Regions from separate parts of the Homo sapiens genome. Here region 2 is linked to region 1. A link is a loop called in an ENCODE intact Hi-C map of the cell type or tissue named here. Cell type or tissue: dorsolateral prefrontal cortex. All regions are shown on one strand. Links, peaks and the distances in the headings refer to the core of each region. The heading gives the core; the rest is flanking DNA.

Region 1 (9,118 bases), core at 782-8,781:
TAGGGGAATCCAATGAGCTTGAAGAACATGCAGTGGCCTGAGACAAAGTCTATTGGACCCACAGAGCAGGCAATGGTTTGTGACAGAAGTCAGTCCAGGCGTGTTGACAGATTTAAGTCTTTCTTCCTGTGATATAAGTCCAGTTAATAAAGACTTGGGAAAGAACCAAAGGGAATTGTTTTTTTGACAAGTCCAGACTTTAGGCAGGTGAGGGCACTTCAGAGAACTTCATCCTGTGTTTTGCAAGAGACAGAGGATAAGAGCTTGGGGCGGGGGGTCAGAGAGACCTTGAGAGCCTTCTTCAGTTCGACATATCAAAGTGCCATATTTTGGGGTATCGGTTTCTGAGCACCAACAGAGTCAAAAGGAAGCCCACATTTTGCATAGTTTTCTGGTAATATTTTAGAAGGAATGAATACCGGTAAGAACGAGGTAAAACTGCCAAGAGGATCATGCAGCCTCCATTGTACTCATGGTAATACTACTTTCGTATGACTCATCTTAGTTAAATAATACAAACCACAGTGAAGTCACGAGGAAATTCATATTAATAGAAGTTCATTTTCCACTAGTTTACCTTTTTTTTTTTTTTTTTTTTTTTTTTTTTTTTGAGATGGAGTTTCGCTTTGTCACCCAGGCCAGAGTGCAGTGGTGCAATCTTGGCTCACTGCAACTTCCGCCTCCCAGATTCAAGCAATTCTCCTGCTTCAGCCTTGCAAGTAGCTGGGACTACAGGTGCCCACCACCACGCCTAGCTAAGTTTTGTATTTTAGTAGAGACGGGGTTTCACCATATCGGCCAGGCTGGTTTTGAACTCCTGATCTTGTGATCCGCCCGCCTCGGCCTCCCAAAGTGCTGGGATTACAGGTGTAAGCCACCACGCCTGGCCCCTCTCATTTACTTTAATGTGACCATATATCTATGCCCAAAAAATCTAAAGCCATTTCATGATGTTCCTATTTTGATTATCATGAGCATTTTTCCTAAACTTGTTTTTAGAAACCTAAGTTCTCTTGTAATACTCATTACTTCTGCTTGTTGCACAAATAACCACTGCTAATTCTCCCATGATGGGTTTCAAGATTCACCATTTGGTACTTATTCACTGCTTTCATCTAAGACAATGTAAAAATGCGAACAACACACTCCATGAAATCTCTATTAGGTTGTGGTTCCTCATTGAAGCACATTCATTTTCCACTGTTCTTTGACTTTGAGCTAGAAGCCAGAGTTCGTCATTAATACCAAGTTTCTGATAACTAGAGGAGACATTGTCCAAAAATTTATTGAGCTGAAATGTCTTGTTTTATACAACAGATGCACCACTTGAAAGCAATTTAAAAATAAACACTGCAGTCATTCACTCCTATTTTCCATTAACTTAGCTTATTTTTGAGGTACACTTAAAAGGCTTGGTCTTTGCTCAGTGAGGGCCCCATGTTCTCACCTGTGACTGCAGGTGATTGGTCAAATGCTGAGAGTTCCTTGTCAGAACCAAGGACTGCTGAAGTTGGAGAGTTCCATGCTGGCACGCACCATAGCTAGTCCAAACCCAAGACCACACATACCACTGATAGCCTTTTCCATGGATGACATCTTCTCTGCATTAGAAAGATATTATTCACTAAGCCCACATGTGCCTCTGTAATTTTTACTGGTTTATTCTCATTAAGTATTTTAACAGGTTTATTTCTATTTTCTGTAACTATTTTTGGTTTCCTAGTACTACATAGGGGCCTATCTAGTCATCATCATCGTCATCATAAAAACCAAATGGGAGCATTTGGTGCAAAATAATGCATTTGAATTATCTCAGCCTTTGACCTCTGTGGATGGGAGAATAATGCCCCCCAAAGATGTCTAAATCCCAATCCCTAGAACCTGTGAATTTGTTACCTTACATGACAAAATGGACTTTGCAGATGTGATTAAGTTCAGGATCTTGAGATGAAGAGATTATCCCAGTGAGATCAATGTCATCTGAGGGATCTTATAAAAGGGAGGCAGGAGGGTCTGGGTCAGGGGAGGAGATGACAGCAGAAGCAGAGTTGGAGAGAGAAGGAAGCATTGGAGGATGCTGCACCACTGGCTTTGAAGATGTAAGAAAGGGCCACAGCCAAGAAATATAGACTGCCTCTAGGAGGGAAAAAAGGCTGAAGGAAGCCAGCACACTTTACCCCAAAATATGACTGAACTACAGAAGTAGCCTCAAAGTCCTCAAGGTCTCTCTGACCTGCTCCCCTGCTCCCTTTCAATCCTCTGTTTCTCCTAAGGCATAGGGCGAAGCTTTTCTTCGGTATTCTCTTATCCACCTGGGAACCAGACCCCAAAGAGAACCACAGTTGCCTTCCACCTCCCATCCCTGTAAATCTCATTCGCTATCTCAGAAAAGAACACTGAGGATGCAAACCCACCTGGACAGACCTTTTCACAAGACAATACCTCCCAGGTTCATTCAAAATCCAAATTCCATTTACAAGTTAATTTCTGTCTTCTAGGCCCATTCATTCTCCCTAATGATCATTTACTGCCCCTCAAAAGAATGGTCTACATTCCCCCATGTCCCCCTCCCCTAGGCAGAAGGCTTTATAAGATCTGTACTCCACTGAGTTATTGAGTACTCATTCTCCTGCAATTCTCCCATGCTATGCACATTAGAATAAATGTTGCATGCCTTTTTTTCTATTAATCTGCTTTTTGTCAGCCAGTTTTTCAGTGAACCTTCAGAGGGCGAAGGGGATGTTTTCCTTGGGCCCCTACAAAGCAAAGGAACAGGCTGTCCCCTCCAGCATCCGTAAGCAACTCAGCCCTGCTGAGACCTTGACTGCAGCCCTTAAGACCCATTCCAGCCTTCCAGCCTCCAGAACTGTAAGATAATAACTCTGTGGGTTTTCTAAGCCTCTAAGCTTGTGGTAATTTGTTACAGCAGCAACAGGAAACTAATACAGCCTGTTCTTCAAAACTACTTCCATCAGTGGGAGCACAAATGAAGTGAATGAATGCACAACTGCTGCATAGATTATTTAAAAACATATGAGAAGGGAAGCAGTCATTATTTTTCAGTCTGTAAAGTAAGGTGGATTTTTTTTAAAGGGAGAAGTACCTGGGTTTTCATTTTACAAACCCAGAAAAGGCCTTGCAGCAGGAGCGTGGTTGTATGATACAGGGAGCAGCAAGAAGGCCAGTGGCTGGCAGCAGGAGGACAAGGGACAAGGGGTAGAAGACGAGGCCAGGGAGGCAGCCAGAGCCCTGTCACCTGCATGTTTACAGGTTTCACTTGAATTTTAGAACCAATTCTAGAGATTATCTTTGTTTTCTCAATACAGTTTTTAACAAAATAAAATTCTGGCAGCGCCTTTTCCCCAAGGCTCTCGCTCATTGCACTGGATCCAGACTGGGCCTGGAACGTCCCCCTTTTTTCCTCGTCAGGAGCAGTTCTGTGTGGGCACCCCAGGAGCATCGCGGGCGCAGAGCCGGGCAGGGATCCGGCCGTCATCAAGAGGCCTAATCAGAGAACGCACTGACATTGTGGGTGGGTTGCCGTTGATTGGGAGAAAATGTCTTCAGCATTTGGACACCTGAACAGAGGAGTAAAAATAGATTCTCCAGGATTCTTAAAAAATAACACATACACGGCAGACCCAAGTCATTCCAGAGACTATAACAGCTTACGAAAAAGAAGAAGAAAACGGAAAACAAACCTTGATAGAAAAGAAGGCTAGGATAGAGGTTGGTGAGTACCCGGCCCCCAGGTTGTTGCTACACATCGAGACCCAACAACTAGGGGGGGTCCAAGAAAGAAGCAGCCGAGATGAGGTGCCTTGTGCGCCTAAACAGGCCAACTCGGGGGAGCCTAGGATGCAGCACACAGGAACAAACAATGGCTTGGGGGCTGACACTTCTCCCTTCATCGGCCTCCCACTTACACATGGATTTGCAAACATACACACAAACACAATTTGTTTCTTTACACTCTAGTCTGTGCAATGACTTCCATTGTAGACAAAAGACCTCATGCTCAAATTTGGAAATTATGCTTTTGTTGGACACACAAGATCAGCATACAGAGAGAAAAATGAGCCCACCAGCCAGGGGCCAGGAGCAAAAAGCAGACAAAAAGCAGATTAATTTAAGCACTTTACCTCAGTGCTTAAACATCGGTTTCACTTATGAGGACACATAAGATTCTCACCACCACCAGTATTACCCCTCTCGAAATCGCTGTGGCATCCATAGAAAGGGAAAAGCCTTATATTCACATGTAAGCAACTTCCAAAGGATATTGCTTTTTGTAGTAACCACTTTATTTAGATATAATGCACATACTATATAACACACCCATTTTTTAAGTGTACGATGCAATGGTTTTTTGTATCTTCACAGCTGTGCACCACCACTATCAATTTTAGAACATTTTCAGCACCCACAAATCCCCATGCCTATTGGTAGTCATGCCCCATTTCCCTCCAGCCCTCCCCACAGCCCCAGATAGCTCCATTCTACTTTGTCTCTATGGATTTGCCCATTCTGGACATTTTGCACATGTGACCCTTTCTTTCATTTAGCATAATGTTTTCAAGGTTAATCCATGTTGTAGCATGCATTAGTAGTTCATTTCTTTTTAGAGCTGCATAGTATTTTACTGTGTGGAAAACCCACATTTTATTTATTCATCCATCAGTTGATGAACTTTGGATTGTTTCACTTTTGGCTATCATGAGTAATGCTCCTATGAACATATGTGTACAGGTTTTTATGTGGGCATATGTTTTCATTCCTCCCAAGTATATAGCTAGGAGCAGAATTGCTGGTTCATATACTAACTTCATTTATAACCTTCTGAGGAGCTGCCAGACTGTTTTCCAAAGTGGCTGTACCCTTTTTCTTCCCACTAGATGTGTATAAGCGCTCCAATTTCTCCACATCCTGGACAACATATTCTTATCTATCCATTTTTATTGTAGTTGTCTTAGAAGGTGTGAAGTAGTAATTCACTGTGGTTTTGATTTGCATTGCTCAAATGACTAACCATTTGAGAATCTTTGTATATGCTTGTTGGTCACTTGTATATTTTCTTTGGAGAAATATCTATTCAAATTTTTTACCCATTTTGATTGAGGTATTTGTCTTTGAATAATTGAGTTGTAGGAGTTGTTTATATATTCTAGATATAAGTTCTTTATCAGAGATATGGTTTGCAAAAATTTTCTCCCATTCTTTGGATTGTCTTTTCAATTTCTTGAGGTGTCCTTTGACTCACAAAAATTTTTAATTTTGGTGAAGTCCAACATTTAAAAAACAAGAAAAGTCATAATAATTGAGGTCAAAGGCATTTTAAAAGACATTCAAATATAAGTTTGAAAAGATGGGAAGTCACGTTCTTATTTAAAAGAACAAAGAGGAATTGTGCATTGAAGGTCTGTAAAGATGTTTGATAGCTCATCAGTACAGTGAAAACATTTTGGTGGACTTTGGTGAGTCATTGCCATTGCATTTTCTTCCCCCTACCCAGAAAAACTTGGGCCATTCTAAAGGGATTTGGCGTCTCCCTTGAGTTCTTCTGATTTATGCATCATCAACACCTGCAAAGTCTCTCTTCACATGATTAGTCTTTGTTTTGTGCCGAATGCTTCATACTTTAAATCTTGGACCAAGGCCGGGCTCAGTGGCTCACGCCTGTAATCCCAACACTTTGGGAGGCCAAGACAGGCGGATCACTTGAGGTCAGGAGTTCGAGACCAGCCTGACCAACATGGTGAAACCCCGTCTCTACTAAAAATACAAAAATTAGCCAGGCGTGGTGGCACGTACCTGTAATCCCAGCTACTCTAGAAGCTGAGGCAGGAGAATTGCTTGAACCCAGGAGGCGGAGGTCACAGTGAGCCGAGATTGCACCACTGCACTCCAGCCTGGACAACAGAACAAGGCTCTGTCCAAAAAAAAAAAAAAATCTTAGAGCAAAAGTGAACTTTAATGATCATTGAGGCATTCTTTGTGTCTCCACACCAAGATGGTCATTGGGAACAGCTTGGAATACTGTTCCAAGCTTGGAATACTGTTCCAAGCTTGGAATAGAATCTCCCGTAGAGTTTTTAAACAACAAAAAAACAACAATAACAACAACAAGGATAGCTGTATTTTAATCAAATCAAGCATGTTTAATCAAATGTAGCGGTGTGTACCTTGTACCTAGATGAGAAGTAGTTGAATCCATCAAGAAAAGATCTGAACTTGTTGAATTTATAAGAATTTGAACAGCAATATGTTTTTAAAATTTCTACTTTATTTAATGGTATATAATATGTAAATATAGATCAAAATTTGTAAATGCCCTTTGAAAATATAAATTATCCTTTGCTCCCAGCAGGTCCCCTTACGGGTATCTCTGCTGTAGACAATCTTATCTAAGGACACAAACATATACACACAAGGTACAAAATTGAAAGCTGCTGGCTCACGCCTATAATCCCAGCACTTTGGGAGGCTGAGACGGGCAGATCACAAAGTCAGGAGCTTGAGACCAGCCTGGCCAACATGGTGAAACCCCATCTCTATTAAAAATACAAAAAAAATTAGCCGGCATGGTGGCAGGTGCCTGCAGTCCCAGCTACTCGGGAGGCTGAGGCAGGAGAATAGCTTGAACCCAGGAAGGCGGAGGTTGCAGTGAGCCAAGATCGCACCACTGCCCTCCAGCCTGGGCAACAGGAGCAAGACTGTATCTCAAAAAAAAAAAAAAAAATTGAAAGCTGCTACAATTTCTGTCCATTAGTAGGAAAATATTAAGTAAATCATGAAATATTCATGCTATGGGATACTGTGCAACTGCTAAAAATAATGAGGGCCTCTGAATGAACTGACATAAAAAATGTACAAGATAAATTATCTATTAAAAAACAAGATACATAATATCATATGTCTGGTATCTCACACCTTTAACAATCACATATTTAAAAATAAACATTGGGCCAGGCAGAGTGGCTCATGCCTGCAACCCCAGCACTTTGAAAGGCCAAGGCAGGAGGGTCACTTAAGCCCAGGGGTTCAAGACCGGCCTGGGAAACATAACAAGACCGACCACATCTCTACAAAAAACGTTTTTAAAAATTTTTTTTAATTAGCTGGGCATGGAGGTGCATGTCTGTAGTCCTAGCTACTTGGGAGACTGAAGTGAGAGGATCACTTGAGCCCAGGAATTCGAGGTTGCAGTGAGCCAGTGAGCTAAGATTGCACCACTGCACTCCTGGTGGGCAACATATAGCATGACCCTGTCTCTAAAAAATATATAAATAAATCCTTTTCCATATTGATATTGATATTATAAAGTAGGAGAAATACATGAAAGGATCTTGTGGCAGACAGAATAATAGCCTGCAAAGATATCCACATCTTAATGCCGGAACCTGTGAATATGTTACATGGCAAGGAAGAATTAAGATTCCAGTTGGAATTAAGGTTACTAAACAACTGACTTTAAAATAGGGAGATTATCTGGAATGATCCAGTTGGATAATCACAAGCAGCCTTACACGTGAAAAGGGAGGCGGAAAAGTTAGCGTTGGAGGGGGACCTGGACAGACCCAGCCAACCACTGCCGGCTTTGCATATGGAGGAAGAGGCCACACATCCAGGAATACAGGAGGCCTCTAAAAGCTGGAAAAGGCAAGGAAAGAGCTTCTCCCCTAGAACCTGCAGAAAGGGACACCGCACTGTTGACACCTTGATTTCAGCCAATGAGACCCATTTCATATTTCTGACCTCCAGGAATGTAACATAATAAGGTAATGTTGTTTTAATCCACTAAGCTTGTGGTGATTTATTACAGTAGCAATAAGGAATAAATACAGATACATGATAATAACTTATCTTTAAATAACTAAACTGTGGAGAAAGGATACCTTTATTTTTTACCCATGCCAGTTATTACATTTTCCATATGAGCATGTCTATATTTTGTAATTTAAAATTTTTTTTAAGCCTGTGGGGTGGTCTATGAAAGAGTAACAGGCCGGGAGCGGTGGCTCATGCCTGTAATCCCAGCACTTTGGGAGGCCTAGGCAGGTAGATCACTTGAGGTCAAGAGTTTGAGACCAGCCTGGCCAACATATAGTGAAACCCCGTATCTACTAAAAAATACAAAAATTAGCTGGACGTGGTGGCGTGCGCCTCCCAGCTACTTGGAAAGCTGAGGCAGGAGAATCGCTTGAACCCGGGAGGTGGAGGTTGCAGTAAGCCGAGATCACACCACTGCACTCCAGCCTGAGTGACAGAGCAACACTCCCTCTCTCAAAAAAAAAAAGAAAAGAAAGAAAGAGTAAAAAAAAAAAAAGGGTGCACTGACCACTCTATATAATAGCCCATTAAAGATGTGGAAAAGATGAAGAGGCAGCTTCCTTCTCTTTGCATCAGAGCAAGCAAGCTTCCTGGAGGAGATGGGATTTAAACTGGATCTTAAACAATAGATAGAATATTGCCATGCAGAGATGGAGGAGATCAAAACAATGGGGCAGCATGAACAAAGCAATGAGGCAGGCCCACTGGAGGACAATCAAGTGTCGTCTTTCTTGTCCACAGCAGTGCAGTATTACCTGTATCCTCAGAGAGTGTTCAGGCATGATCCGAGAGGGCTTGGATGGATTACTATGGGTTTGGGCTTAATTTGGTAGGCAATGGAAACCACTGAAAGTTTTGGAGTTTTGGGGAAAAAACTGATTGCTGGGCCAGACATGGCGGCTCACACCTGTAATCCCAGCACTTTGGGAGGCCAAGGTGGGAGGATCACTTGAGCTCAGGAGTTCGAGACCAGCCTGGGCAACATGGCAGACCCTGTCTCTAAAACAACAACAACAACAACAACAGCAAAACTGGTGGCATTGCCTTTTAAGGATTAATCCTTCCATGCAGAGAGATACAGGGAGACAGGACAGGAGAACTCTACCAGGATCTAGGCTCTGAGATCGGGACAGAAGGAGGGAGGACAACACAGACAGAAATTTGGGAGCTAGATTTGGAAAACTTGCTCACTCACCACCTGCGGGTGGTCAAGAAAAGGAACGGTGGTCTTTGGGCCTGGGTCGTGGGGGGATGACCTAGTCAGAGTAATATGATATGGAGGGTGAGC
Region 2 (9,118 bases), core at 445-8,444, 50 kb before region 1:
GTGGCTTGATCTTGGCTCACTGCAACCTCCGTCTCCCAGGTTCAAGCAATTCTCGTGCCTTAGCCCCCCAAATAGCTGGCTTTACAGGCACACACCACCACGCCCAGCTAATTTTTTTTGTATTTTTAGTAGAGACGGGGTTTCACCATGTTGCCCAGGCTGGTCTCAAACTCCCGAGCTCAGGCAATCTACCAACCTCGGCCTCCCGAAGTGCTAGAATTACAGGCATGAGCCACTGCGCCCAGCCTTTGTCCATAACATTTACAATCTGGGTTACTTTGCTTTCTCAAAGTGAAATTATCAATTATGTCTATCTTTTTAAAAATTTAGTATTGTTTCAAGTTTTGTTTATGAAAAGAAAGAGCCTACATCTATATAAAGTGTAGGATTTATAATATCCATTGCTGCATAAATTAATATATTTACAGCTGAGTCTAAAACCATATACAAATAGAACTGGAAGGATCTGAAAGGGGGCCATATGCCTAATATCACATTTCTAAATGCTTCCTTTTTATAGAAAATAAACTCTAAATTATTGAGGAAGGAAAGCTAATTCATCATAATGGAGGTTTAAACATAAAAGGAAAAGAAGAAAGAAAATAACATATGCTTGGATTTCAAAATCCTGTTACATCATAGCACCCAAAATTGGAAGGAAGATAGAAAACACATCTTGAAAGCCTATTTCGCAGGCTTGGCTCCACCTCACAAAATCCCTGTGCCATTTTCTTAACAAACTTCTTTACATGTAGCAGTTGGATCTAATGAGAGGCTAAATCTTGCCTTTGTGTTAGAAATTGATTTATTTTTTTCCCTCGTTCTGAGTTCTCCTGTAGCCAGCCCCAGAACTCAAGAGCCTGCTTCATTGTTCATCATTTGTATTTATCACTTTTACAGACTGCCACAGGGTGCTCAGAAATCTACCACGCTCTTCAAAAGAAAACACAAAATCCCTGCTCTTCGCAGGGGACCAGCCCATTAAAAGCATTGGCAGAATCTAAGAAAAGAAAGCTGCAGTCGTGATAAAACAACGCATCCGGTAGGAGGGCCACTTAGGCTACCTCTGAGAGGTGGATTCTGAGGGGAGATGGAAAAATGTGTGGCTGAGAACACTTGCTCCCTCTTCACCTCACCACCCTTGCGATGCCTTTAGGTCAGCGGCTACCTCAGAGCAGGAGCAGGTGGCAAGCCCAACATGGAACAAGCCAGGTATTCAAGTCACATCCTAGGAGGGTCGAAAAGTGCAATTCCTCCTCAGTGGACAAATCTCATCCACCTGCGACGTGTGTGACAGTATTCAGGGTGAGGAAAACATTTGACAAAGGAAGAAAAAAAATCTAATCCCATTACCTTTGATGAGTGCTCAGAGGAAACTCCTATAAAAACTGAAGATTAAAATGTTGCATAGTGATGGCATATACCCATGCCCTCACACAGACCTCATTTCCTCTTTCATATTACCCGATAAATGCACTTTTCTCCTAAAGTGTATTTTTTTAATAAATAAAATCAGTAAGATCCTAAGATAGGTGTACTATTCTGAGTAGGAAAGTGATGTGTTTGCTTTCATTTCCTCCTGGTGTCATCATCCTTTGCCATCAGCAATGCTACCAAGATTGGAACACTGATTTGAATATTTCATACTTTAATTGACTATCGTTCTCCTGTATACCTACCCAGTTTGCAATTTCAGGTGACAGTATATTTTCAGCTTAACTTATGTTAATTCTTATCTTGAACTCTGTGGAATCGTATGACAGCAGGTTTAGGGCTAATATTAATCACTTCTCATTTTTGGCAGGTTGCTATAATTATTAAATAGGTATATAAGGTCAAGTTAAATATAGTCAACATCAACTTTATATTTGTTTTATAACAACTGTGCCTCCCACATAGCAGACACACAATAAATAATTGATAAAAGAATGATGGCGATGGCGGGGAGGCACTACATAATTGGAAGGGAGAAGGGAGAGAAAAATCTTCCTATGCTATTATTGGAAACTTTCCAACCATGTTTATGTTTCCATTAAATTAATTATAATCATCAAATAATGAAACTTATGTGGGATGCCCTCATATATGCAATGATTGTGACTGGTTACAGAAGAGCTATAGCTTTTATGTTAGAAAGGAGGATATTTTCTTTTTTTTTTTTTTTTTGAGACGGAGCCTTGCTCTGTTGCCACACTGGAGTGCAATGACGCGATCTTGGCTCACCGCAACTTCCACTTCCCAGATTCAAGCGATTCTCCTGCCTCAGCCTCCCAAGTAGCTGGAACTACAGTCGCGCGCCACCACGCCCAGCTAATTTTTTGTGTTTTTAGTAGAGACAGGGTTTCACCGTGTTACCCAGGATGGTCTTGATCTCCTGACTTCATGATCTGCCCCCTCAGCCTCCCAAAGTGCTGGGATTACAGGCGTGAGCCACCACGCCTGGCCAGAAAGGAGGATATTTTCTATGAAGCACTCATTCTATAAAAACTTGCCATTCTTATATAATGTAAATGGTAAATATGGCATTAGTGTTCTGCTTCTTTCTCCAAAGGGTATTTTTTTAAAGAACCCACAAATGTCATCTCATCTATTTTTAAGTATAGGGCTGCTGGATAAACAGCTAAATCATCTAAACCCAATGGGAAAATTCAAAGTTTAAATAAGCTATTTTATCTCATTGAAAATAAGTGGTACAGACTGACACAGGCCATATGGGTTTTTGCATACAGTTACATGTAAATTTTCTTAACTTTGAATATAAAATTCTGGTTGAAGCTGAAGAAATGGAAAAGCAAAATATAATCTGTAATGACGATTCTTTGAAGATTCTAATTTCTGATTCTGTGGTCCAAGTTTCATCAATTTCCAGTCAAAGCCTGTTCCTTAGGTTATCGTGTACATAATGGAGTTGTATCTTTAAGGTGAGATAATGTAAAGACAACACAAATTCTAAAATGCAGATCTCCAGTGGTCGTACATTTGGGGTTCTTTCACAGAATTCATTTTTTAATAAAAGTTACATATGCTAATTGTGAAAAAAATTCAAATAGTACAGATTGATACAGGGTTAAAAGTAAAAGCTCCCTCCCCCACCGTGTTCCAGTCTTATTTAACCAAAGGCAGCCATCACTGTTACCATTTTAACATTCGCCTTCTGCTATTTTCTACATATAGTCAAACATACAAATATGTATATGTGTACGTACACATTCACCTATGTACATATATTTGATTATATGGAGTGTCCATTCATTTGGCAAATGTTTAATGCTCATCTACTGTGTGCCAAGCTCACTTCCAGACACCGGGAACACAGGATTGAATCAAATCAAAACTCTTTCTTTAATGAAGCTACTTTGTACTATATTAACATCACATGTTAAAGAACTAGTATATTAGCAATACATATTGGGGAACAGTATTCACTACCATGCATTTTGCTTTTACAACCAGTGCTATGATTAATCATCTATTACATAAATCTTTTTTTTTTTTTTTTTTTTTTTTTGAGACAGAGTCTTGCTCTATCTCCCAGGCTGGAGTGCAGTGGCGCGATCTCGGCTCACTGCAAGCTCCGCCTCCTGGGTTCACGCCAGTCTCCTGCCTCAGCCTCCTGAGTAGCTGGGACTACAGGTGCCCGCCACCACACCCGGCTAATTTTTTGTATTTTTAGTAGAGACGGAGTTTCACCGTGTTAGCCAGGATAGTCTGGATCTCCTGACCTCATGATCCACCCGCCTCGGCCTCCCAAAGTGCTGGGATCACAGGTGTGAACCACCACGCCCGGCCCATAAATCTCTATACCAATTTATGAGTTGGATAAATTGCAGAAATTATTTGTGTATAGTCAGTCTTTAGGTAAATGTTTTATTTGTATTATCAACTTCTTTAGAAATGGATTCTGAGTTTTTCATTGCTAATCAAATTAATGCAACAATAGAATTTTTACACTGTGGTACTTAATCTTTTGTAAACCAACACCTTCAAGTATCTTAATAAAGGTATCAAAATTTTATCATTCAGATAAATTATTCAGGTAAATTTATCATTCAGACAAATCATTGTATCCTTGTAGATTCATCTATGAGAATGCTCCAAAAGGAAATCAGTTCAGAAGTCCTAGTTTCCCTCTATTTTCATTGATCACACGTGCTAGAAATCTCTGATTTAAATATTTCATGATACCCAAATGCCTCCCAAACAAAATAATTATCTTTTTGTTTGTTTCTGTGTAACAGAAGAGAAAAATAAAAGCTGTTTAGTAAATCAAAACAAAACAGTCCAGATGCGGTGGCTCACACCTGTAATCCCAGCACTTTGGGAGGCTGAGGCGGGCAGATCACTTGAGGGTCAGGAGTTTGAGACAAGCCTGGGCAACATGGCAAAACCCCATCTCTACCAAAAATACAAAAATTAACTGGGCGTGGTGGCATGTGCCTGTGGTTCTAGCTACTCAGGAGGCTGAAGTGGAAGGATTGCTTGAGCCTGAAAGATCGAGGCTGCAGTGAGCTGTGATTGCACCACTGCACTCCAGCCTGGGGGAGAAAGTGAGACCCTGTCAAAAAAAAACAAGGAGGAAGGAAGGAAGGAAGGAAGGAAGGAAGGAAGGAAGGAAGGAAGGAAGGAAGGAAGGAAGGAAGGAAGGAAGGAAGGAAGGAAGGAAGGAAGGAAGGAAGGAAGGAATCTTATAATTCATAGAAAATTAAAGAAAAAAGAAAATTACACCACCAATGTAATAGGGCACAACAAAAGCTACTGTTATTTATGAGATTCTCCTTTAGAAAGCTATTTGAGCTTCTCTTACTTCTATGCCTCATGTATTTATTACAACTGAAAGCAGGTCAAAATTTACATCCAGGAGCAGCCTCAAATGGAAGGAGGAAAGTTGACAGACAAGTGGGTGTACAAAGGAGAAAGGTGCTCTCACTCCTCTGCCTCAGTGATGGGGGGGGCACCTAAGCTGCCTCCCGTTTTCCACCCCTGCATCCCCCACAAGGGCCTTCTTGCCCCTACTTTGTATTTTCTGTTTCAGACTTCTTCCAGTAATATTGAGAGCATATGGCTGGTTTGGGCAGAAACTAGGAAGCCACATAAATTATTTTTCCTGACTTAGAATTATGTTCCCTCCTGGGAAAAAAAAAAAAAGAAGGTTCTCTGTGGCCGTTCCAACACAAAACATTTTTTTTTTCTGGATGTTTATCTAAATCCACTGCAAGGAAAAATAACATGATTCCTTTGTCAAATGAGATATCAAAAATGAGGCTTAATTCAATGTTTTTCTATTGATTCAGAATTTTTTAGTCTAAACGAATAATTACTAACTGGAGTAGGTGGCTAAGTGCCTACTCGTGCAGCTGTAGTGGGTCATTTGAATTGCAGAAAGCCAGCATCGTTACTAGGAGGAAGCATGAATATCTGAACCATCTCACCCAGCAGGTCAGCTTGACTCATCACCAAAAAGGTAAAGAAAGAAAATGACAAAAGAAAGCCTTTCTCAAATGAAATATATCTGCATTATTACTGTCCATGGGTAGTTCACAGTTTTTGTAATAGGAAAAACATCATCACTGAATATGAAGTGTGCTTGTGCGTTCATGTGTGTGTGACAGAGAGAGGATACTAAAGACTGAATTCCAGTCAATGTCGGGAGACAGAAGGAATAATGGAGTGTGCATGCATGGGTTCTGGTTATTTCTATATGCAAAGGTAATCATTTATTATCTTGACGAAGCATTCTTCTCTCATTACAGTTTTTACCATCAAAAGGTTGGCATGATCTAGGTTCTTGGTGTAAAATACAAGATGTGACCCAAACCTATTTGTATAGATCCATGTCACTTACATGTCTCTATTACCACCTCTCATTTGCACTGATAACTTGAATGAAACATATCCTGGCACAGGCTTGACACAAAATATGAAGTTTCCAAAGGCTGAGTCCCTCCTATACACAGTAGCCATTCCTTCATGTTTGTCTTCTACATGTTGATATAGGGAGATCAAAACAGTTTCACAGAATTTGTTGAAAGGTATTCATGAAGAGTTCAGTGGTGAGATAAATAGTTGCAGTGTGATGAACTGGGAAAGTGCAATGGGCCAAAGGAGATCTGAATTCTAACCCAGTTCTGCCACTTATTAGCCATATAAGCTGTAATTTACATTCTGGATGTCAATTTCTTTGTTTGTATGTGAAGAAGCTGACATTTCCCAAAGGATGATTTGAATAGATATTAATGTGAAGAAAAGGAGTTGAATTTGAGAAACTGAGTACTGTATTCAGAATTCTATATTGGCAGACATCCTAGAATCTTTAAGATGCTCATATGGATGGAAACTCTTTAAGAGAACAATACAGTATAAAGCATCTCCCAAACCCTCTTGGAACCACATTTCACAGAACATTTCTAAGGACTGGTGATCCAACAAACCTGCATGTTCTGCACATGCATCACAGAACTTAAAGTATTAAAAAAAAAAGGATTGGTGATCCATAAAATGTGCTTTGGAATACACAGGGTGAGATGACAGTCTTCAGATTCTGTTTGACTCGTCCTGCCATGATCTGGTGATGGGTCTCTCTGGGCCTAGTAGAGTTCAGTTGACCCTGCTGGGGGTTGTGGCCTTGCTTCCCCAAATATCTCCACAGCAACATCCAACTGCAGCTCCTTGGATGCCAAAAGAGCCTCTCTTCTGGATACTGGTCATTCATACCCCCTCTACACACATGCACCAGCAACTTCGTGCACGGAGATGTGTTCCTCCATGATCCCTGTTTGCCCACAACCATTGCGAGGTTTCTTCCCTGCCCTTGGTAGAGGAAAATCTGGGATGAAAGGTGTCCATACTTTATTTCTCAGTTGAATAAAATAGGTACAACCTGAGTGATGTAATTAGAGATTTCATGAGCACTTTTACTTTACAATATGTTGTTTTCTTTTATACTCTGCTTAGAACTAGAATTATAGGAATGAATATTGGTCTCTGCCAGACAAATGACATCATCCCTCCTCTCAAGTTGCTTACAGATTGGTGGGTGAGACTGATCTATAAACAAATGGTTTTAAAACAATGTGATCAGTGTTACATTAGTAGTATGTGCAAGTTGCTACAGTAAATCTTGATTTTTTTAAGGTTAGCTCTATATTTGTTTTATCAAGGCCGGGCATTATGGAATTCTTTGTCTTTCAGAATACAAAGGGCTTAAATAAAAGATGAGTCTATAAATTTCCTGTTTATTTATTTATTTTTGAGACAGAGTCTTGCCCTGGTTCCCAGGCTGGAGTGCAATGGCAAGATCTCGGCTCCCTGCAACCTCCGCCTCCCGGGTTCAAGGTATTCTTCTGCCCCCAGCCTCCCGAGTAGCTGGGATTGCAGGCATGTGCCACCACACCCGGCTAATTTTTTGTATCTTTAATAGAGATGGGGTTTCACCATGTTAGCCAGGCTGGTCTTGAACTCCTGACATCGTGATCCGCCCACCTCAGCCTCCCAAAGTGCTGGGATTACAGGTGTGAGCCACCACGCCTGGCCAATTTCCTGTTTATTTACCATGGTGGGATGTTTCAGGTGACTGTAGATTTTCCTGTTCATTTGTCAACAAGAAATAAAAATTCCATGAATGACTCTTTTGCCCTTAAAGAACATTGTCAATGAAATTGACATGCCAGGCACCTTGCTAGGTGCTGGTACAGAGCCAGTAAGAGTCTCACTTTGCTTACATGGCCTTTGTGGGTCTCCTGAACAACCAGTGAGGAGATGGTCTTTACACTCACGTCTTTGACCCAAACCATAGTTCCTCAGAAAATGAACGGAGCATATGCAGCTCACAGCTGAAGAGAATCTGAATATCAATAAGCACTGCAGCGGCCCTGTCTGCCCATCAAGTCTCCCTCCCACTGCCTCAGAAGCTGCCCACCCGAATTCCTGTCTATATGGTTAGTTCTGTGCAGCCACCTGCTGAGTTTAGAGTACCCAGTGCCCAATCAAACCCTAATCTAGGTGTTGCAGTAAAGTAATTGTATACACGTGGTTAAAATCTATAATCAGTAGACTTTATGTAAAGAAGATTACCCTCCATAATGTGGATGGGCCTCAACCAATCAGTTGAAAGGCCTTATGACCAAAAATTGAGGTTTTATTGACAAGATTCTGTCTCAAGACTGCAGAATCAACTCCAGCCTGAGTTTCCAGCCTGCCAGACCACCCTGTGGATTTCAGACTTGCTACTCACCACAGTCATCTCTAAAATAAATCTTTTTTTTTCCTGTTCTCTTCTGAGAACCCTGACTGATCCACAGTCCCCTATACACAGGCCTCTAGAGATTCCCCCAAGTGTACTAACCTTCCCCACCCTCCACCCCCTCCCACCCCCAAGCTCAGAGAGTCTTGGATCTATTGCACAATCCATTAAGGGTCAGCTCTATCATGAATGAAACAAGCTTTAAGGGTTTGCACCATGTGGGAACTTAACCGTTATTTAAACATGATTACTATATGAAAAAGCAACCTACAAATACACTTTGAATGAGTTAGCATGTCATATGTTACTTTATATCATCTCTATCTTTATAGTCAGTCTCTGAAGTAGGTATTGCTGTCCTCACTTTATGTTTGAAAACCTGAAGTTAAAAGATGTTCAGGTAATTAGGCCAAAATCACATGTCTGGTCTAAGTAGAGTCAGATTTGAACTCAGGTTGACCTGATGTACTGTATTCATTGCACCATCCTCCTTCCTTATAAGTGAAAAACTACCTAAGTAAGAATTACATGGTGGAAAAATATTTTATTTTCTTCAGTGCCACTTTTATAAGCATTCTCTATAGAGAAGGATTTAAACATTAGCTAACATTTATTGAGGACTTTACCATGTACCTGGCTCTTATTTTAAAGATTCTTTAAATGAAATGTCTGGGTTAAATTATATATCATTTCTGTAGTTGGGCATTTCAAAATTCTAAGACATTGTTAGTACTAATGATTTTCCCAGCTCCATCGACTTTGGGTCATAGATATTTAATGAAAGATTTCTACTCCCATTTTTAAATAATCAATATTTCATATTGACATTGAATACTATGTAAATTATAATAAAAAGATGGGATTGTTCTTGAAAGTTTT

Evidence for each region. Hi-C counts contacts between places; a loop is a spot of excess contacts. Peaks named below come from ENCODE experiments on the same cell type or tissue, not always from the same donor. Only the 100,000 strongest peaks of a DNase experiment are listed, where the experiment ranks them.
Region 2: it touches region 1 in a loop (8-fold over the local background); 5 of 110 quality-filtered maps call a loop at or near these places.

Annotation. Positions count from the first base shown.
Region 1 is chr18:3,778,973-3,788,090 of GRCh38, reverse strand. All of the region lies in intron 5 of DLGAP1 (DLG associated protein 1), which reads left to right. Among named protein-coding and RNA genes, the nearest start is that of DLGAP1-AS3, 95 kb to the left of the region's middle. In dorsolateral prefrontal cortex, for the core only: no CTCF peak of the experiment used is centred there; no DNase peak of the experiment used is centred there; H3K27ac peaks cover 3,344 bases.
Region 2 is chr18:3,828,696-3,837,813 of GRCh38, reverse strand. The region is part of intron 4 of DLGAP1 (DLG associated protein 1); the gene reads left to right. Among named protein-coding and RNA genes, the nearest start is that of DLGAP1-AS3, 45 kb to the left of the region's middle. In dorsolateral prefrontal cortex, for the core only: no CTCF peak of the experiment used is centred there; no DNase peak of the experiment used is centred there; H3K27ac peaks cover 3,366 bases.